2 separate regions of the Mus musculus genome follow, and region 1 is linked to region 2. Evidence: chromatin loops called from intact Hi-C (ENCODE). Cell type or tissue: heart. All regions are shown on one strand. Links, peaks and the distances in the headings refer to the core of each region. The heading gives the core; the rest is flanking DNA. Region 1 has its middle 45 kb from the start of Rmdn2. Region 2 has its middle 59 kb from the start of Qpct.

Region 1 (10,998 bases), core at 5,688-8,187, 460 kb before region 2:
TGTCTTACCCTTCTTTTCCCAGGCCTTGCTTAGGCAGCATTCCAGTCCTATGTAGACATACAATCTGAATGGCCATGCTGGCTAATTAAGATCTCAGGAAATATCTGTCTCTATGGTCTAACCCCATCCTCACAAGGCTCTCTGTGTATTCTTGTTGTGTACTCTGAGGCAGAAGATTGCAAGATACAGTTAGGAGCTCAGCAAGGGTGGCCATGCCGGTATCTTAGCTGGGGTGTAGGGCTGGGTTGGCTCTAAGGTTCTCTGCTGGGTTGGACTTAAATCTTTTACTTGCTAGATTGTGTAGCAATCCAAGTGGAACAGAGCAGCAGGAACAATGGACAGTAGCAGAGAAGAAGAGATCAGAGAGGAGGAGTCTTTAGGAGACGAGGCTATTTGCTTATTTAGTATGTCAGTGTTACTATTGGAGTGCATTTCTGACGGTACAGAGGCCTAATGGAGCCTTGTATTTGACTTCCAAACTCTTAGGTAATTCACATCAACACAACTTTATTAGTCAGCTACTTTGGGCACACAATCTTGGAGTCTACAGCAGGTACAGAGAACCAGGGAGCTTCTGGCCTTAAGCGGGTGGAAAGGAACAAAGATGTTATTGGAGGGAATCCAGGAAATATGAAGAACCAAGTGGAGGCATGGTGGGTCAGGGAACACCGTGATGTGGCACGGATATAGAAAGAGCTGGGTAAAGCATGTTCCTGTGAGAAAGGAGCTGCCTTTGTGGGTTGGCAAATAACACTAAACCAAAGGAGCACTGAGGGGCAACGCAAATGGGAGTAAGGGAAGGCAGTTTCTAACTTTTTTCAAAAGTAGGTCTTACGTTAAAGCTGAAAATGTAAGATTGTTCAGTAAAGGCAGGACCGTGAAGTGGGATGAAGAGCATCTTGGAAGGGCAGAGCTTTGGGAACACTGACTGGGAGCCATTGGTAGAAAGGCCCTTGATAACCAGCTCGTGACAATTAGTTCATTTCAGGATTCACAGTGCAAGACTTCAAGTTCATGGGGCCCTGAGAGGGTCTTTGGTTCATGCCTAATTGAATAAAACTCAGGATGACTATTCTGTTGTTAGTGAGCAAAACATATGAGATCAATTTACACATTTTCTCAAAAGTTAACTGTATGGCAAACTAAATCACAACCAGGAACTACTTTATTAATTTGCCATGAGGAATCATGTTCCATGGTTTGAATTATCAACATTCTCTGTTCGTATATATGTATATACATATATGGAAGGACATAATTAGAAAGAATTTACAGAGGGTGGGAATAAAACTTTTTAAAATTGGGGGTACAGAGATAGATCAGCAGCTAAGAGCTTGCCTGATTTTCTGGAGCTTAAGAGTTCGTGTGGATTATAGCCATCTCTAACACAGTTACAGAGGATCTCACACACACACACACACACACACACACACACACACACACACACGTAGATAAAAAATTAAAAGTAAATCTTTCAAAAAAATTCAAACCTTTAAAAAGCACAACAGACTAAAATATTGCAGTGTTTTTATTTTCTAAGTCAGTGAACTCCAAACTTTGTTTATCATGCATTTCAACTAACAGAGAACAGGGAGCCCAGGTTCCTTAATTCATATGCTCAAATGTGAACCATGTATACTCACTATTTCAAGAAGTATTTCAAGTAGTAAGTATTTATAAAATTCAATTTAAAATTGAGGAGTCTAGTAATTTCTTCTCTCGTTACAATGGAATATATAAATTATCATCTGCAGACAGACATTGATTCTGTTCTGCATTTCGTATGGATGAATCTTTGATGGCAAAACTCTGTAGAGACACGCGATTGCACAGGCCAAGTCTTTGTGTTTGTTCTTTCATGATAATACTGTTGAAAACACTGTGATCATTTAAAGTACCAAAGGCATCAGACATACGTGAAAATAACTACAGGGTCTAGGACTAAGGTTGCTTCTTTAGAGAACCTTTTGGGTTCACTTTACAGTTCAAACATCCTTGGTTGATAGCACTTTTCTCAATAACAGACGTGTCTCACCAACTTGTAAAATATGTATGAGAAACTATTTTGTTTCTTTGCAATCACTTCTATTTTCAACATCTGATTAAAATCTACTCAAATTCAGTGCATTTTATCTTTCTAACATCATCAACAACAACAAAAGACACAGAGCATATATTTCTGTTTAGCAACTGGATAGTACATTGGATTCTAGGAAATGAGCAAGTTCTATGCTTTCCAGAGTTCAGTATTTTTTTCCCTCCACCAACAGATACTTTATTAAAATCAAATATCACGGGAAGTGTGGGTACTTCTTAGTCAAGCAGTCAGAACCAGTTCTGTGAAGGGATCAGAGAAGGCAACATTGCATTTACTAAAACTTCCAAAGGCAGGAGAGAGCACAGCATGGTTATTTTGATGGTTGTTAGTGACACATCCTGGTTGTCATCTCTTTCAAGGGCTCCAGCTCCTTGTGGTCTATGAGGTTCATCTCCGTGATAAAGTAATAGAAGTGTTTGTAGCAGGTGTTGACGTGAGCCTCTGCGCCCATCACAATGAGGCGGTCAAAGTGATGAATGTAGACATGGACAAAGACCCAAAAGAGGCGGCACAGGATCTTCTTGCAGATCTGGACCATACCTTAAGCAGGTTCATGCACCGAGGTCATCCTGCCACCGGTACTCATATTTGGGGCCCCCTGACATCACAGGGCAGGTCCGCTCAGTGCAGAACTCACAGTTTGTGTTTTATGAAGAGAGGTAGGACTGGAGACATGAGGGTGATGAAGAATAGCCTGACATCCACATGGCCATTGGTGTTAACATGAGCAATGGCTATTGACACAGGACCCCTGCCCCCTGCCATAGACCCAATCATACACACAAAGACACAGACACAGACAAACACACAGACACAGAAACACACACACACACACACACAGAAAGACACAGACACAGACAAAAACACACAGACACACATAGTGAAACACACACACAAAGTCACAGATACACAGAAACACACACACACACACACACACAGAGAGAGAGAGAGAGAGAGAGAGAGAGAGAGAGAGAGAGAGAGAGAGAGAGAGAACATACACACAAAGTCACAGACACAGACAAACACACACACACACACACACACACACACACACACACACACACAGATGCACATGCACATACGCACATACATACCTACACAATGCATGCCTGGGTTGAGTGGAGAAGAAGGACGCTTCCTGTCTAAGGATTTCCACCTCTTTATCTTCTTCCGATACTTCCTTTGGCTAAAGAGAAAATCTTTTCTCTCACATTTCTTACTTCCCAGAGAGGCATTTATTGGTAAGGTCTGAATTTTTCAGATGTTAAAGAAGGAGATCAAAGAATTCAGCCAGGGTGGGCAGTGGTGGTGGCTCATGCCTTTAATCCCAGCACTTGGGAGGCAGAGGCAGGTGGATTTCTGAGTTCAAGGCCAGTCTGGTCTACAGAGTGAGTTCCAGGACAGCCAGGGCTACACAGAGAAAAAACCCTGTCTCAGAAAAAAAAAAAAAAAGAAAAAAAAATCAACCAGTTTTCTCTATGAACAATGCCTGGTTTTCAAGCTTTGTGCTTTGATACCAAATCATATTTTGAGTCACCAATGTTGTTATTCAAATGTGATTTTTCATACTTTACATTCCTGCTATCAACAATATTAATCCTAGAGACAGACACATTTCAGGCCACCTAGGAAGAAGAGCATATACCCTAGAAAGAGAAAAGTACCCTGGGACTTGAGGGGCTCTTTCTTCACAGATCTTTGTCAGCTGACTTCCACAGAAGTTCCACAGTGCACTCCACAAACTGGGCTTTGCCTGCTACATGTTTGGATAGCAGTGGCTGCTCAGGTTGCAATGCTCTCCCAAGACTCTCTGTCTCGGTTGTCTGTCATGATCAGTCTTTCCCGACTAATACTCTAGCTTCAGAGGGTCTGGACTTTGCTCTTTAATCCCTCTCTGCCCTTTCCCACCAGAGACACCACAGGAAGTCTTTGGTTTCTAAATGGTCTGTAAGTGTAGCATTTCAAACCCAGAACTCATTTTTTTCCCTACAGAGAGAATATTATAAGTATGTGTTGGGTCTCCAGGTCAACCCACAAAGGCTCATTCAACTCCTAATACAGGTAATGTATTTTCCCTTTGCTCTTTAATATATCCTAGAGCAATAGAATGTCTGAGCAAAAATGGAATTTAGAACTTCATGCTATATACTGGTTTGTCAGTGTATTCTGTTACAAATGCCCACAGTCCATCTCTTTAGATATTAAGTAGGGTCCTGCAGTTCAGCCTGGAAATCCAGTTATATTTTCAAACAATATAAATCATATTGTCATAAATATAGAAATGGCCTTGCCACAGACAACTTTATTTTGGCTACTTTTCTTTACATGTTCTGAGGCACACTGTAAAACCAGACTGTTTGTCTATCATGTCTGTATGTCTATATGCACAGACATGGCCAGCACTTACATGTACCTTAAGTTGTAGGATCATGGAGCACCCTAAAGGAAACAAACAAACAAACTCTCAGATATGACAACTCACAATGAAAGGACTGCCTCTTGGTGTTTGTTGAGCCAAATGTACCTCTGTGATGGGGCACCCTGATGCTTTCTCCCTCTTTCTGAGAGAATTCTTGCCAGAACATGCCCCCCTCATGTCATCAGCTCCTTGCTCATTGGTCCACAGAGATTATTCTGAGCCTGTCCTTCTTGGTATCTAAGCTTTGCTGTTTTTCTATGGCAGTTCTTATTAGCTTATTTGGTAGATTCCTTGCTACCACTTGGGTACCCTCACTGACTCCAAAAGCCACAGTGGTGGGCTTTTCTCTCTTTTTCTTTGTTTTACCATTCATACCTAGAACACTTTCTACCTGGCACGTAGGAGTGTTAGGGCTGAGAAAGCAGTGCCTCTCGTTATGGTGTTTTGGCATGATGAGGATTATAAACTACTGAAGGACACTAGGAGGCCTTAGACTTAGAGGGACAGTCTCTATGACTCTCTCCTGCTCTACTGTCTCCAAATCCTCTCGCCTAAATCAAGTCACAGGAATTGGGGTTGTTGTCCTCTAAAGCAAGTCATAACATCTGGAAAGGTAATTTTCTTTCTCCTCTTCCTTGCAGACTCTGATTACCCAAGAGGAAAGGGTGCTTCATGCTAGGCCAAGAAGGATCAGGACAGACCTTTTTTGCTGGCTGCCTACTTGATATCAGTCTACTGGTGTCAGATTATATTCTGTTCTCCAATCAGATTTACACACAACTGACTCCAATACCTGGAGGAAGCAAAGAAGAAGAAGAAAAGGAGGAGGAGAAGGAAGAGGAGCAGAGAAGAAGAGGGGGAAGGAAAAGGAGGGGGAGGGGAGCAGGAGGAGTAGGAGGAGAAAGAGGAAGTGGGGAAAGAGGAAGAGGAGGAGGAAGAAAAAACATTTTTTCCTGAGTCCTTGAGTTTCATTATCAAAGCTTCCACCCCCCATATTTTATTAAATAGACATTTGGTGCTTCCTTTCTTTAAGCCTGTTTGCTGTTGGTACAGAAGTGTCAGCCATGACCCTTTATGATGAAGAAAGTCTCACACCTGTCTACCCTGTGATCACAAATCTCCATTGTCCATTTGATGGGACTTAGAATCACATGATACTAAAAGTCTGCCTGTGCCTACGAGGGAGCTTCTGGACTAGGTTAATTGAAGTGGGAAGACCGGCTCTAACTGAGGGCACCATCCTCCCATGGGCCTGGCTCTGAATGAATATGACGGAGAACAGGACATGAGGACCAATGTCCAGCTGTCTGTGTTTCCTGGCTGAAGATGCAATGTCACCAGCTGCCTCTGGCCCCTGCCTCTCTTCTCTGCCTTGATGAACTATTTTAGAGGATTCCCGGACTTATTCTTTTAATAACACAAGTAAGCAAACTTAGACCAAATCTGCAATATGGTTCACTTATCCAAGTACAAAGGTCAGAATTCATACTAACATGTAAAAAGCAAGTCTTCGTTGGAGGACCTGAGGTGAGCATGCCCTGGGATTTATGAGGTGGGTATTCTGAGTCCTGTTTTGTGATGTAACGTATGAGATGAGAATAACTGTGGAACCAGGTGAATAACTGGACCTACTCCCAGCCTTAGCTTAGCTACATCATCCTGGCATTGGCACCTGCCATCTTAGAGACTATCCATCTCTCAGATGGCTGAGAAGAAGGCTCCTGGCATAGTCTGGCATCTACCATCCTCCCAAGCAGACACCATATTACTCTAGAAGTTTTTGTTATGCTTGCTTTGGAAGTAAATTTTACCCATTGTTTAGTTAGCAAAACCACTTCCTAAGTATAATTGTTCAAGTCTTACAGATGTGAAGGCTGTGCCTAAGAGAAAATGTGTAGCTATTGAGCTGTTCCCTGAGTTTATTTTTATTTTAATTAATACTGCTTCCAAAGGTGGAGGTCTGCAACATTACATAATTACGAATGACTATATGACTATATGACTATACAGGTTGCTTAAGGATATAATACAAAATAAAACCATGACTAAGAATCTATATTTATTAATAAGTCCCAGATCATGAAATTGCTTTTCCCTTCCTAAACCCAGATATTCAATGACAAGTTGCTACTTCCTAATTTTAGTACTTGACAGTAGATGGCACTGCTGATTGTCAAAAGATACAAACATTTCCCTGTATATACCAATCTCTTCTTTTTTAGCCATTAAAAAAACCATCAGAACAAAACACACACACACACACACACACAAATGGTATAAAAGTAAATATTTTTATTCCAATGAGAGGTTAAAATTAAGCACATAATTGAGCTGGACATTTATGTGAGTTATGCATAGTTTATTTGAGATGCTAGGAGAAACCATAGTATGATCAGCGGCTCTCAATCTGTGGGTTGCAATCTCCTTGGCAAACCTTTATCTCCAAAAAATGTACATTATGATTTATAACAGTAACAAAATTACAGTTATGAAATACCAACAAAAAATTTTTTTTGGTTGAGTGTCACCACAATCTGAGGAGCTATAGAAGAGGGTCACAACATTGGGAAGGTTGAGAAGTGGGTACAAGTTCTCATTATCAAGAGTAAAAGTAAAATTTCATTACCAACACAAGCAATTTATTTCTGTACCATAACTTTAGGAAAAAAATGGATATTATCACAACTGAATTTAGTTGTCAAGAACAAACCAGAAAATAAAACGAAAGCACTCACCCATGGGCTCTGGAGTCTTCCAGATGGCATACAAGGATGCAGTGTGTAAAATAAGAACAAAACAAATACGTGACCTGAACTTTGGGTAAGTCACTCAGTGTTTCATGACAGGGGTCTCTCATCTGTAGACAGAACTGCTTATCTCTTGACCAATTTACATGACAATTGCAAGGATCAATTAATTGTAACATTGTAGCTTAAAATATTATATGTCATTGGTGGAACAGATCCTGTATTGGTTACTTTTCTAGTCACTGTGACAAAATGTCTGACAGAAGCAACTTAAGGAAGGAAAGACTTATTTCAGCGCATGATTTCAGTCCATCATGGCAGAGAATTATGGTGGACCCACTCACCGTACAGCTGGATGGAAAGTGCATCGCAGACCAGAACCAGAACCAGATATAATTGTAGGGTATAAGGTCTTAACCCATTTCCTCTTGAAAATTCTTAACAGAACTCCACCAATCCCTCAGCATAAAAGTCCTCTAATCCATGAGCACGAAAACCAACCAATCTCAGAGCACAAAAACGCGCTAATTCCCCTCATTGTGAAATCCCACCAATCCCTGGTCTTGCTCCGAGTACAGGACTTGAAACCTCACTAGTTCTCACTCTGCAAATCTCTACCCCGGGGAACTCCTCCCCGTCAAGCCCTATATAAACCTGACTCCTGCCCCATTCCCTGCTGCATCTATCTGCCCACAGCCCAGCAGAGGTAGCCACCTCGTGTCTTTCCCAATAAATCTCGTCTGTGAGGTTTGTTGTGTGGTGTGACTTGGTGGATATTTCTTGGCTCCAAGATGCCAGGGTACCTTCCTTCTCTGAGCTGTAATGTTTCCATCAGAGAAACCTTCCCTTTAGAACTATTACCTTCTCCTTCCTCTTAGAGCTATGACACCTTCATCAGAAAGCCCGCCCACCCCCCACCCCCTCCACCCCACTAGAGCTATAACATCTCCATAGAAGCTTTTGCTTTAGAGCCTTGTCACCTCTACCAGAAAAGCTTTTCCCCACAGAGCTGTAACACTTAAAATAACCTTCCAGGCTTGCCTCTAGTAAATGCCCGCTGCCAGCAAGGTCCAACAACCAACGTTTCCATAACGTCCCACAACAGCACCCACTAGCCAGGGGTGGAATCTTCTCTAGAGAATAGTTCATATTAAACCATAACAGACGCCACAAAGCATCTTAAAGCTCTCTGTGGGCTTTCAGGAAAGGCATAGCTAATGACTGTAGTTCTCCACTATTTCCTATTCAGAGTTAAGTCTTGTAATCTTTACCTCCCCCTTTCCCCCCCCACACACCCCAGCATCCCAGGGCCAGTCTTAGCTTCTCAGATCTCACCAGGTAGGACCTGTTACATGTTCCATTACTTGGTCAGGAGTTAAGGGACCTAGATTTCCTTGTTATTGAATGTTGCTTTGCCAGCTTTTTGCTTAGATCAGTGGTTCTCGACCTTCTTAATGCAATGATCCTTTAATACAGTTCCTCATACTATAGTGACCCCCAACTGTAAAATTATCTTTGTTGCTACTTCATAATTGTATTTTTTGCTGCTGTTATGAATTGTAACATAAATATATGCTATGCAGGATATGCAACCATGTGGAAGGGTCGTTTGATCCCCAAAGGGGTTGCAAATCACAGGTTGAAAACCACTGGCTTAGACAGATTGATTCTATCAGTATTTGCTTAGAAAGAACTCTACCTGGCTTCCTCAAAGGTCACCACAGTATAGCCCTGTATCCCAAGAGATGTTTCTTTAGGACCCTAACACATTTGTGATTAGAGTTGATTGGGTGGCTTGCAGAATAAACCTGGTTTTTGTAGTTTGATTTATTTTTGTTTTCTTTCTTACAGCTGCAGCTTAGCTTTCTCCCTGTAGGCTACAAAATGAAGAATACTCCATTTTAGTCTTTCTGGTATCAAAAGGTTGAGCCAAACTACTGACTAGCCCTTTTGCCATCTTGAAAGCTTTTCATACAGGGACAGGGAGGAAAGATTGAAGGGGGTGGGGGAGGGGGGAGGGGGAGGGAGAGGGGAAGGGGGAGGAGGATTTTGGCAGAGAGAGACTGGGCTGGGGGCCTGTAGGCCACGAGGCTTTGCACTCTGAAGCCTCCCCTGCCAAGACAGCAGCTGGGGTGCGGCCTCCTCCTCTTTCCCTCACTGCCCACTATGGGGAAGGCTGGCAAGGAGCTGGGCTCCAAGTAACAGTACGTTTAATAGGAAGCAAATGTTTCTCCACGGAGGAGGTGTTTCCTCCTCAGAGAAGTTACAAAGAGCCCTTTCAGAGAAAAGAAGGCAGGCAGAGTGTGTGGCCACCTTGCTCTCTGCCCTGTGTAGCCCTGTACGAAGCCAGGGCTCTCTTTCTCTCCTCAATCGGACAATGTCAGAGGTGGGCAGAGACATGCGAAGCTCTGTCCCTTTGTTTACACCATATAAGAACATTCTTGAAGTTCCGGGGGGGGGGGGGTCATTGTGAAACCATGCTTTCTTTCTGTGGCTCCTGGTACTCAACAGCTTGTGGGTTTACTTTGTAGCCTCTTGATGGATCTTTATCAGAATCTCTTCATTTTCTGGCCACCCTCCAACCCCACCCCCAGTTCTTATATGAGGCTACTGAGTCTCTGCCTCTTCTTTTCATATCAGAGTTTATTCTTATTAAACCCAAAGCTAAACCCTTGGTCTTATATTCTCCACTGACCAACCTGCCTTTCTCTCATTGCACTAAGAGACTCACCCCAATCGAAACAGTGACAAGTGCAATTTCCAAAGTGCACAGCCTCAGGAGACCCTCGTGGGGGTGAACACACTCAGCTGGATTGGGTCCTTGGGTGAAAGTGAAGAAACACCCTGACAGGATAAGCAGAAGGCCTTAATCTTGGATGTGCACAACTCAAGGAAAAGGGCCGAAGGTTCAGCAGTGCAGAATCAAGAAGAAAGCATGGTTGTACCAATTCAGGGCAAGAAGAGAGAAGAAGGGAGAAAGATGTCATTTGTATGTCGTTAACTGATTGTAATCTTCCTGTCTTCTTGTCCACTGCCTAGCTCCTCCCTCGGGTAGAAGCAACATGAGGTCAGGGCCTTTGTTTGTTTGTTTGTTTGTTTGTTTTCTCCCTAATTTCCTGGACTCCAGAACAGCAGCTACACAGAGGTAGCTCCGGATAAATATTTGCTGAATGAGTGTCAGACACTGCTGAAAGTACCAGCAATTGCAAAGATTAAGCATCCCAGATGTTAGCTATTTATCCTTGATGGAAATAGATATGTTTGGCTCCTCTTCTGGCTATTCTCACCCTCTCCTGACCTTTGTAGGATCTGGATGATATGCTTTCACAGTACGGAGCTAACAGGAAGAGCAGGGCCAGGTGCTCTGTTGCCAGAGAAGGGATGGCAACAGTGACAAACGAGAATGGAGGTTTCAGGAAGGGGACACATGGTACTCACAGATAATGGTTCACATCATGATCAAAGGAGATCTCAGAGAGGCTGATAGTACCATTATCTATGGCCAGCTTCCCTGAGGAGAAAGGGGAGAGTCCCAGGAGGATTTTTAGAACTACTCTATGCCTTCAGACTCTGAGACACCAAAGGAGACCCGTGTCCAGGTCAGAGAGAAGAGCTTAGTAGTTAGAGATCTGGGCACAAAAATCACAAAAGTCTTTGTTGTGTATCCTTAGCATTCCCAAGCCTTCTCTTGTTTCCAAGTCTAGTGGCTGCCTTTGAAATGGCACTTCCAGGGA
Region 2 (10,998 bases), core at 3,755-6,254:
GGTGAGATTGGGATAGGAATGTTTGCTCTGTGCTATTGTACATTTGATTTGTATAACCAAAGAAATTAAAATAATAAAACACTCAAAATAAAATATAGGAGTAACGTTTACAACCTTAACCGAATTTAGCAATAGATTCTTAGGGCAGTGTATGAGTTACCTTTTGTTGTGATAAAGTATCATGTCCAAGGCAACTTATACAAGGAGGAGTTTATTTGGTTTTTTTTTTGGTTCCAGAGGAATAACAATGTATTATAGCAGGAAGGCATACCAACAAGTGGCAGGCATGACAGCAGGAACAGGAAACAGAATTTCCATCTTTGAATGCAGTCATAAAGCAGATAGAGAAAACTAGAACTAGAACAAGGCTTTAAGCTCTCAAAGTCTACCCTTCGTGGCTTGCTTCCTTCTATAAGGCATTGTAGTCTCCCCTCCCCCAGCCTGAAACCTGCTTGCTCAGGGGTGGAGCTTCCCGCTCAATCGTTCTGCCACGCCCTCTGCTGGAACCTGCCGCTTTGCTGTTCAGAGTCATACACGTGGTCACCCTGCTGCTGGACTCCAAGATTATTTGGCGGGAATCTGGTCCCTCCCCCTCCTTCATAACTGAGTGTCGGAAATAAAATATTGAGCTTTGATCAGAATGCCTGTCTTAGCTGCATCATTTTCTCTCCTCGCCTAGCCCTTCTTCTCTTCCAGGTTTCCAAAATGCCTTTCCAGGCTAGAACCCAGGCTGTGATCTGCTGGCCGGACACAACAAGGCATCACCTCCTAAATCTCTCTAAGCAATGCTACTAGATTGGTACCATGTATTTAAATACAGGAGCCTATGGGGTCATTCCTCATTAAACCACCACAGGCATTAAAATCATAAACAAGAAAAATAGGTGTTAGCCTTTATTCAAATTCTAAAACCTTTCTATTTCAAGTATTGTCAATAAGGGGAAAGGAGTCTGGGAAGATGACTCTGTTGGTAACGTGAACCAACGTTGGTATAGCACACAAACATGAAAACTGAGTTCGAATTCCATCACCCACATCCAAAACGCTGGGGCTCAGTAACAAAAGCCCATATTCCCAGTACTGGGGAAGCAGAGACAGGAAGATCTCCAGGGCTTGTTGACCAGATAGTCTACCCACACTGCAAGTCCCAGCTTCAGTGGGAGATCCGATCTCAAAACCTACAGTGAAACTGATAAAGAAAAGCATGCACATCAACCTCTGGCTCCCATTCACAAAGCACTTACGCACACACTGCACAAGAACAATTCATTATAATTGGGGGGAATCCCTCAAAGATGAGGGCAGGGGAGCATTTGCAACTCATCAACTTCAGAAAATATATTCGGAGTAAGTAAGGACGCATTACTGAACAATGGAAAAAGACCACATAGCCCAGTTAAAACAAGGGCACATAGGGCATGGTGGTGCACATCTTCGATCCCAGCACTCAGGAGCCAGAGGCAGGAAGATCTCTGTGAGTTTGAGGCCAGCCTGAGTATAAATGAAGAGTTTGAGGACAGCCAGGACTACATAGTAAGATCGTGTGTGTGTGTGTGTGTGTGTGTGTGTGTGTGTGTGTGTGTAAACAAGCAAATATAGTAGGCAATATTACACATGATAATCACATGGTGATGCCAATCTCACAGGGAAATACTATTTCTGATCTATTAGGACAGCTGTCATTAAAATAAGAGGTAGTGATGGATGTTGGTAAAAGTGTGGAGAAACTAAAATGATGCGTGTTTTAGAAAACAGTTTGATAATTTCTCTAAAACACTCAACTGTTAACCAGATTACCAAGCAGTTTTACTTTTAGGTATATCCAAAAAGCCTGAAAACATGTATGTATAGAAAAACTCAGAACAAATGTTCAAGATGCTAAATGGACAAAACATAAAAATGATACAATGTCCATCAACTGGTGAGCATTTTATATAATTACAATGGGAAATTGTTCAACAATGAAAAAGAAAGAAAAAAAAGACATTATTTGGCTGGGCGTGGTGGCGCACACCTTTAATCCCAGCACTCGGGAGACAGAGGCAGGCGGATTTCTAAGTTCGAGATCAGCCTGGTCTACAAGGTGAGTTCCAGGACAGCCAGAGCTACACAGAGAAACCCTGTCAAAAAAAAAAAAAAAGAAAGGAAGGAAGGAAGGAAGAGGAAGGAAGGAAGGAAGGAAGGAAGGAAGGAAGGAAGGAAGGAAGGAAGGAAGGAAGGAAGAAAGAAAGAAAGAAAGAAAGAAAGAAAGAAAGAAAGAAAGAAAGAAAGAAAGAAAGAAAGAAAGAAAGAAAGAAAGAAAGAAAGAAAGAAAGAAAGGAAAAAAGAAAAAGCCACTGATACATACTACATACTACACTATATACATACTACATACTATACTATATACATACTACTACATTCTACAACTATATGCTTGGTAAAGAAGCCAGACATTAAAGATCACATATTTTACCACTTCATGTGAATTACATGTCCAAAAATGGACTATTTCTAGAGATAGAAGAACTATCTGTTATGTAAGAGAGGACTGTAAGTAACAACAGCCAGCAAACAGGCAAAAGAGAACTCTTTGGATGATATAAATGTCTCTTAAAACAGGAATTGGGCTTCTTCTAGTGGCTTGTTTCCACCAGCCAGGCCCTACCGCCTACCTTCACAACCTTCAAAATATGAGCCTGTGGGACTTCTCAGAGATAAACCACAGCATTCCACCTCAGGGCCAAACCGCATGACTACCGCATGATGGAAAATACATTCAGTCTAACTTTAAAAGGGTTAACAGTCCCAGCATTGTACAAAAAGCCCAAAGTGTCTTCTGAGACACAAGGCAATGCCTTAGCTCTGAGTCCCTGTAAAATCAAGAAGAAAGTTACATGCTCCAAACCTACAACAGTACAGAGTAAACACTCCCATGCTAAAGGCAGGAATGGGAGACTAGCAATGAAAGGGCAGACCACACAGGTTGCACAAATGAACAGATATACTAAGAAATCATGAAATGAACAACTACAATGAGTGGATTTCTGCTATGCATGTGAATAGGCTACTTATGAATAATTTAAAAGACATCTAGGTTTATAATAACATTGTCTCCCTGTTATTTATTGAATATTATTCCTTTCTGTTAGCTCCTAGACAGCAATTTCGGCACAGGATGTAACACTTATACTGTCAATATCTTGCAGTCACCTCCATTCTGTGAGGCAGGTATAGTTATACCCAGCCTTCTGAGGAAGAAACTGAGGCACAGAGCTTAAAGAACCTGGTCAGTCTCAGAGACCGTCTGTAAGCAGCACAACTACAAGTCAATTTCAGGTCTGCCTAAGCCTAAAGCACAGAACCAGGCCTGAACACCCTGCTGCTAGGCTAAAGAATGAACCAGGTATCAGCTAATAATATTTTTGTTCTGGCAAAAAAAAAGGGGGGGGGAGAGTGGTTGCCTAGCAACAAAGGTCAAAATTTCGAAACACATTTTCTGGTCTCTGTAAGGCCAGTCCCAGGGTTTGAAGACCTTTGTTGCTGTCATAAGACAAGTGACTTGAACACTCAGCTCACATGGGTCAACCTATTCTCTTTAGCCAAGGCTTCTAATTTGTCCAGTCAGTCCCAGTGCAAATGAAATGGGTGTCTACAGTTGGTATGCCCACGTGAATATCCCAGGAAGATCTTATAAACACAATTCTTAGAAACCCATGTCCAGGTGGTTAATAAAGAGCTTTGGTATTGTAGATTTATTTTTTTTTAACAAAGATGGGGAAATTGTTAAAGTCATACACTTCAAAGATAAGTGTGCTTGCGCCTGGAGATAGGGCTCAGCAGTTAAGATCATTGTATGGGCTTCCAGAGGTCCTGAGTTCAATTCCCAGCAACCACACAGGGGCTCACAGCTATCTATAATATGATCTGATGCTCTCTTCTGGTATGCAGGTGTACATACAGATAGAAAAATATATTTTTTCTTTTTTTAAAAGGTAAATGTCCGGATCTGAATTCTGCTTCAGCATAGCATGCGCTCATCAAATTTCTCATCGTTGTGACAAAACACCATAAAGAAACATCTTAAGGGAGAAAAAACATGTTGAACTCCAGTTGCCAGAGGTGTTGGTTCTCCGTGGCACAGCGAAGGCGTGGTAAAAGCTGAGTAGACACACCTTGGCAGTCCAGGAAAGCCAGCAGTAGCTTGGCTTGCTATTTCTTTCCTCTTCTTATTCCATCTGGGCCTTCAGACCGTGGGACAATGTCACCCACACTCAGGTTCATCATTCCCTCTCCACTAAGCCATCCTGAAAATGTCCTTACAGATACATTAAGACGTGTGCCTCGGTCTCCCCGGTGACTCTCAATCTAAACACATCAACAACAGCGATTAACCATCTCAATACTTGTACCATGTTAACAAGTTAACCTCTCCAAGACTCAGTTTCCTTATTTAGAAAGGAGGCTGTCTAAAATAGATATCTCTATAAGGTTATCAATTTTTAATTATAGGATGCTTCAAGAATACACTCATTAGGCAAAAGCGAATGTCTTTCCCCTCTCCTTGTGCGTGTGTGCGTGTGTGCGTGTGTGAGTGTGTGTGTGTGTGTGTGTGTGTGTGTGTGTGTATGATGCATGTGTACACATTCCTAGAGAGCCTTGCAGGCTGTGCTGACTGACTGTATTTCTCTCAGTAGCAGGTCAGCACCACATAGGCTGCTGGGTTGGATACAATCAGCAACACATAGAAAAGAAAAATAGCCAAGCCCTCGGGCACTCGGGGTTGTGACCCTTGGGAGAGACTTCAAATTTTATATTTGAACTCTATTGACTTACTAACAATGCATTCTCCCACAGCCCTTCAAAGATGATCCTGAAAATAAATGGATAAAGAGCTGCAAGAAGAAACATGAGGCAAAGTCGACACCTACTGGCAGCCTGAGGTTCATGCAGAAAGCAGTCATCCCGGAGTTCAGTTGCCCTAAACCCAGATGAACCCTGAATGCGAATTGTCACCCTTTTATGTGTGAAGTCTACTGTCAAGGAAACAGAGATCTGGACAAAGGTTTATATGCAAAACTTCATCAGGTATTGTTTATTTATGAAAGTAAAATATTAGAAATACTGAGGGAGATTAAAATAAATACACTCTGATTTATTCCTGCAATGGACTACCATGGAGCCATTAAAAACTGTTTTCAAATCATTTATTAACATACAATGTTCTTTAAAATAATTCAAGAAAGGATATTATATGTGCAAAGTATGGATAGGATAATGATTGACAGTAAAATTTATATGAATAGGAAAAGATTATATATATATTCTATGTATACACACATATACACATATATATACATATACATATGTATATATTCATATATATTCATTCATAGGAAGAAATCTAAGAAGGCCAAGAGCTCAGAGTCCGAGTGCTTGTCTGGCATGTACAAGGCCTGAGTCCAATGCATATCTCTGCAAAAGGAAAAGAAAAGAGGGAATGGAGGGAGAGAAATATTACTGTTTTCTTATTTCTATACCTCTATACTTTTCAAACTTACTGTAATAACTGCATTGCTTTAGAAAATATTAAAGAGCAATAAATAAGAACTTTTCAGCCGGGCGTGGTGGCGCATGCCTTTAATCCCAGCACTCGGGAGGCAGAGGCAGGCAGATTTCTGAGTTCGAGGCCAGCCTGGTCTACAAAGTGAGTTCCAGGACAGCCAGGGGTATACAGAGAAACCCTGTCTCGAAAAACCAAAAAAACAAAAAAACAAAAACAAAAAAACAAAAAAACAAAAAAAAACCAACAAAACAAAACTTTGTGAAGCAATCATTTCAATGACTTTAAAAAAAAAAAAGAATAGTAGCTATAAAAAACGAAGGAGCGGTGGTGTTAAAGATCCGAGGTGGACTACTGGAGCTCCGCCTCGGGAGCTGCCTCAGAGGGGCCAAACAAAAGCGGAGTCTGGTCCTCATGGCCGTGCTAACTGCATCTTGACTTCCTAATTTAGCAGACAAAGTTAGAAAGTAAGGGCAGCAGGAGCAGACACGCAAGGCAGCATCAGTATTGCTCCTAGGAAGCCCGCCCAGAGGATGTTCTCAGATGCTAGTGGCAGCCTATTGGTATCACCTGTGTGGAGGGTTTTCTTCTGTCCTTGGCTGTGCGTAAAAAGTCTGCTCACCAGAGTAGATTAATCCAACTCTGTCTCTTCGGTGAATGTCTGACTCATTTCTCCCCCGGAGTATTTCAAGGTCCTGGCTCTTACACACACCAGCAAGTCACTACACTCCTCTGATCTTTACCAGTCTCATTGTTAAACGTGACAAGAGCCTCGCAGCTGACTGTGGATGCCACCTTTATATAAAATACCGTCCCTTGAAAGTAACCCCAACCAAAATGCTAACCAAAACTACAATTAGATTCTAGACCACCCCTGTCAGAATGGTTATCACTAAAATAGCAACCGAAAGCTGACAAGCATGGTGTAGAGGGAAAGTGTGAAGTTCTCTGACCATTCGAGACATCAGGAGGTGGTTCCTCAGTAATTCCTAATATAGAATTACTATATGATCCCAGCTATGTTTTCTTTTCTAGAAATGTACCCAAAGGAGACTAAATTAAAATACTACAGAACCACTTATCTGTCCATGTATATCGAAACACTATTTACTATCGCCAAGTTATAGGACCAGATTACAATGTTCATCGATAGATGAATAGTAAAGAAAATGGGTATAAATAATGAAGCCATGACATCTTCAGAAAAAATGGATGGAACTAGGGATGATAAGGGAAATAGGTCAGTTACAGAATTATGATAAATATTTCATGTTCTTCACATGTAGAGTGTGTGTGTGTACATGTGTGTAGGGAGAGAGGGAGTAGACTAGAAGAGGGAAGGGGAACGAGAGAAATAAGAAAGGGCAGAGAAATACATGAGACATGAAAGAGGAAGGGACAAGTGTTGAGGGGAAAAGGGGGAGAGAGTTGTGTGTGAATAAGAACAAAGAATGCAGTGTGTTTATAAAATTCATATTGAAACCCATTCCTTTGTTATCACATGAAAATTAACAAACAGGAAAGAAAGCAGCCTTGTGTAAGGTCATACTCGTGAGCATCCTTCATGAATAATTAGTGCCAGACATTCTCACACGCTGTTTTTAAAAGTGTTAATTCACCTAATTAAAACCCTGTGAGTGAAATCCCAATATCCACATGAGAGAAAGGAAATATAGCCTGATCAATGTTGAATGTGTTTTATATTGAAGAATCGGGATTTGAATTCAGCCACAAGGCCAAAGGTAAAGCCCTTGAACACTACTCAGAGTGGCCACATGGCTTTTAGGGCTCAACAAATCCCTGCAGAGAATGAGGTTGCAGCTGAGGATATCGTGGCCCAGAAAAACACTGTGATTGGCCCAGACAACTAACAAGAAACACCGCAGACTTCACTTCCAAGGACAGTGAGGCCCCTGCCCCATCTTAAGCCAATGTGGTTCCTTGTTCCGGAGCCTGCACTGGGGTTTCTGCTTCCATTTAGCACCACTTCCCTTGTCTGGTAACCAGAAACTTGAAGTCCACCCTGTTATTCAATGGTCAAATTACATACTCTAAACGGTACTTGGTGAACCTTTGAACTTCTGTGGAAACTGAAGGTCCGCACAATCAAGTTTCCACCACCGTAGGGAACAGAGAGGGGAAGCAGGACATCTCCTGTAGGAAGGGGCCACAGTCATGAAATAAGAAGTCTCTCCAAGACACAGGCAAACCCCAGCTTCGGCATCATAATGAGATCTCCTGGGGCCTTTTCCTCTCCAGCCACCATATCCACAAGGCCAAGCTCTACCTAAGATGATATACTGGCTGGTTTTGTGTGTCAACTTGACACAACTGGAGTTATCACAGAGAAAGGAGCTTCAGTTAAGGAAATGCCTCCATGAGATCCAACTGTAAGGCATTTTCTCAATTAGTGATCAAGGGGGAAAGGCCCCTTGTGGGTGGGACCATCTCTGGGCTGGTGGTCTTGGTTCTATAAGAGAGCAGGCTGAGCAAGCCAGGGCAAGCAAGCCAGTAAAGAACATCCCTCCATGGCCTCTGCATCAGCTCCTGCTTCCTGACCTGCTTGAGTTCCAGTCTTGACTTCTTGGTAATGAACAGCAGTATGGAAGTGTAAGCTCAATAAACCCTCCCCGGCCCCCCACCCAACTTGCTTCTTGGTCATGATGTTTGTGCAGGAATAGAAACCCTGACTAAGAGAAATTGGTACCAGCATAGTGGGGTATTCCTGTGACAACCTGACCATGTTTGGGGGAGGACTGTGGAAGGACTTTGGAACTTTGGGCCAGAAGATCCATTTGGTGTTAAGAGCTCTGTGAGATGTTGTGTAGGAGCTTGGAAGATAATGTTGAGAACAGTGCAGAAGATGGAGGCCAGGCTTGTGAAATTTCAGAGGGAAAATTAAAGACTCTTTTCAGGGCCATTGTTATTTTGTGAAGATTCTGTGGTTCTAATTAGCTGGGGCTGAAGAATCAGCTGTGATTAACAAGATACCAGAACTACTAAAGTGAAACTTTTGTATTACTGGGACTATTGATGCTGGTTAGATGGAGCTAAGAAATTAGCGGTGATTAAGAAGAGACCAGCATCATTGAGGTGACATCTTCTGGGAAGTGTTTTCTGAGAGCACGGTGGCTGTGTTCCAGATATAGCCAAGATTGTACCTTGTGCTGTGGCTGGACTTGGTAATGTGAAAGAGTCACCCAGGTGGTACTAGTTTTGAAGGCATGAAGTGGTCATGAAGAGCAGCTGAGACTCGGCACCGAGAGAGGCCATGGAAGGCCATTGGTGAAGGTGCAGCCTCAGTTGCAATTGATGGCCCAGAACTGAAGGGGTCCTGCAAAGGAGTTGAGGCTTGGCACCATGAAGAGAGCCTATGAGAGGCTGTTGGTGAAGCCTAGTTACAGCAGAAGACAGCAGTGTTTTGGAGATGCCAGTACCACGAGATGACCACCAAGAGCAGCAGCAGCAGTGGAGTACAGGCATCTGGAGCCTGGAGGACGATGCATGTGCTACAAAGGACATGGCTAGAGAAGTGTTCCAAGCCCTTGGAGGAGCCCAGAAGATCTTGAGTTGGATCCCAGACATTGGCCAGTTGGAGTTTAAGATTCTATAGTTCTGGTTAGCTGGGGCTAAAGAAAGCTGTGATTAACAAGATACCAGAACTATTAAAGCAAAACCTTTGCGTTACTGGGACTATTGATGCTGGTTAGCTGGAGATAAGAAATTAGCGGTGATTAAGAAGAGACCAGCATCGTTGAGGTGACATCTTCTGGGAAGTGTTTTCTGAGAGCACAGTGGCTGTGTTCCAGATATAGCCAAAGTTGTACCTTGTGCTGTGGCTGGACTTGGTAATGTGTAAGGGTCACCCAGGTGGTACTGGTTTTGAAGGCATGAAGGGATCACGCAGAACAGCTGAGGCTCAGCACTGTGAGAGGCCATGGAAGGCCATTGGTGAAGGTGCAGCCTCAGTTGCAATTGAAGGCCCAGGACTGAAGGGGTCATGCAGTGTTTTGGAGATGCCAGTACCATGAGATGACCACCAAGAGCAGCAGCAGCAGTGGAGTACAGGCATCTGGAGCCTAGAGGATGACGTGTATGCTACAAAGGGCATGGCTGGAGAAGTGACCCAAGCCCTTGGAGGAGCCCAGAAGATTGTGAGTTGGATCCCAGACATTGGATGGTTGGAGATTGACTTTTGCTTTTGATTGTGACTGTGCTCTGATATTTTCCCTCTTGAAGGAAGAAACTATTTTAGTGGAGCCCACAGTTAAAAGACTTTTAATTATAAAAAGACTTCAGATTTTAAAAGAGATCAATATTTTAAAGAGATTGAAAATTTAAACATTTAAAGTTATTTAGAGCTTGGGGATGAATAAGAATGTAACGGTTGAGGCTTAGTAGTGATGTGTTTGTGTGTCAAGTTGACAAGGGGTCAATTGTACTGGCTGTTGTGTCAACTTGACACAGCTGGAGTTATCACAGAGAAAGGAGCTTCAGTTGAGGAAATACCTCCATGAGATCCAACTGTAAGGCATTTTCTCAATTAGTGATCAAGGAGGAACGGCCCCTTGTGGGTGGGACCATCTCTGGGCTGACAGTCTTGGTTCTATAAGAGAGCAGGCTGAGCAAACCAGGGGAAGCAAGCCAGTAAAGAACATCCCTCCGTGGCTTCTGCATCAGCTCCTGCTTTCTGACCTGCTTGAGTTCCAGTCCTGGCTTCTTTTGGTGATGAACAGCAGTATGAAAGTATAAGCTGAATAAACCCTTTCCTCCCCAACTTGCTTCTTGGTCATGATGTTTGTGCAGGAATAGAAACCCTGAATAAAACAAACGCCAAGTTGGGGAAGTCAGTGAGGGACAGGGTGATGAGAATTTAAGTCAAGGTTCTCTGTCCAGAAGCAGGGGGGTGAAGGCAACTTTGAGCATTCCTGAAGGTTGAGGTCTTGAAACAGCTGACGTGCTCTTCATCCACCACTAAAGGCCATGCCGCCACTGCCCTGCGTCTACAGTGCATCAAAAACCAGAAGTAATTCACCTACACATTTTCTCCTGGAAGTTTTCACGTTTCCTTCCTTTTTAAAAAATATGTCCATGTTTGGGAATTTTTTAAAGTATCTCTTTCCATTATGAAATATTATTAGCCTCTTGGTAACTAATGCAAAAGCAAAGCAAAACAAAAAAGACAGGCGCGTTTGCACACACACACACACACAACTAGAACACTCTAAGTCGCATCTGTTCATAGGATCTACCTAAGGAGGGTGGCCAACTGACATTCACTGAGATTATTTCCTTTTTACCAACGACAATGCGACAGACCCCAGAAGGCTACTGGGTCACCATTATGACCTACAGTGTCCATTCCAATCTCAAATGCCCACGTGGCTCTACTGTCCACCTTTCATTTGAGTCCCATGTCCCTAATTCCACTGCAATTAACTCATTTATCTAGAAAG

What was found. Peaks named below come from ENCODE experiments on the same cell type or tissue, not always from the same donor. Only the 100,000 strongest peaks of a DNase experiment are listed, where the experiment ranks them.
Region 1: a loop joins it to region 2, with 7 times the contacts of the local background. A loop is called at or near these places in 26 of 42 quality-filtered maps.

What each region holds. Positions count from the first base shown.
Region 1 is chr17:79,564,292-79,575,289 of GRCm38, reverse strand. It overlaps the pseudogene Gm7283. Among named protein-coding and RNA genes, the nearest start is that of Rmdn2, 45 kb to the left of the region's middle. In heart, for the core only: a CTCF peak has its summit at 6,664 (motif pointing right); no DNase peak of the experiment used is centred there.
Region 2 is chr17:79,104,937-79,115,934 of GRCm38, reverse strand. No RefSeq gene overlaps it. Among named protein-coding and RNA genes, the nearest start is that of Qpct, 59 kb to the right of the region's middle. In heart, for the core only: a CTCF peak has its summit at 4,915; no DNase peak of the experiment used is centred there.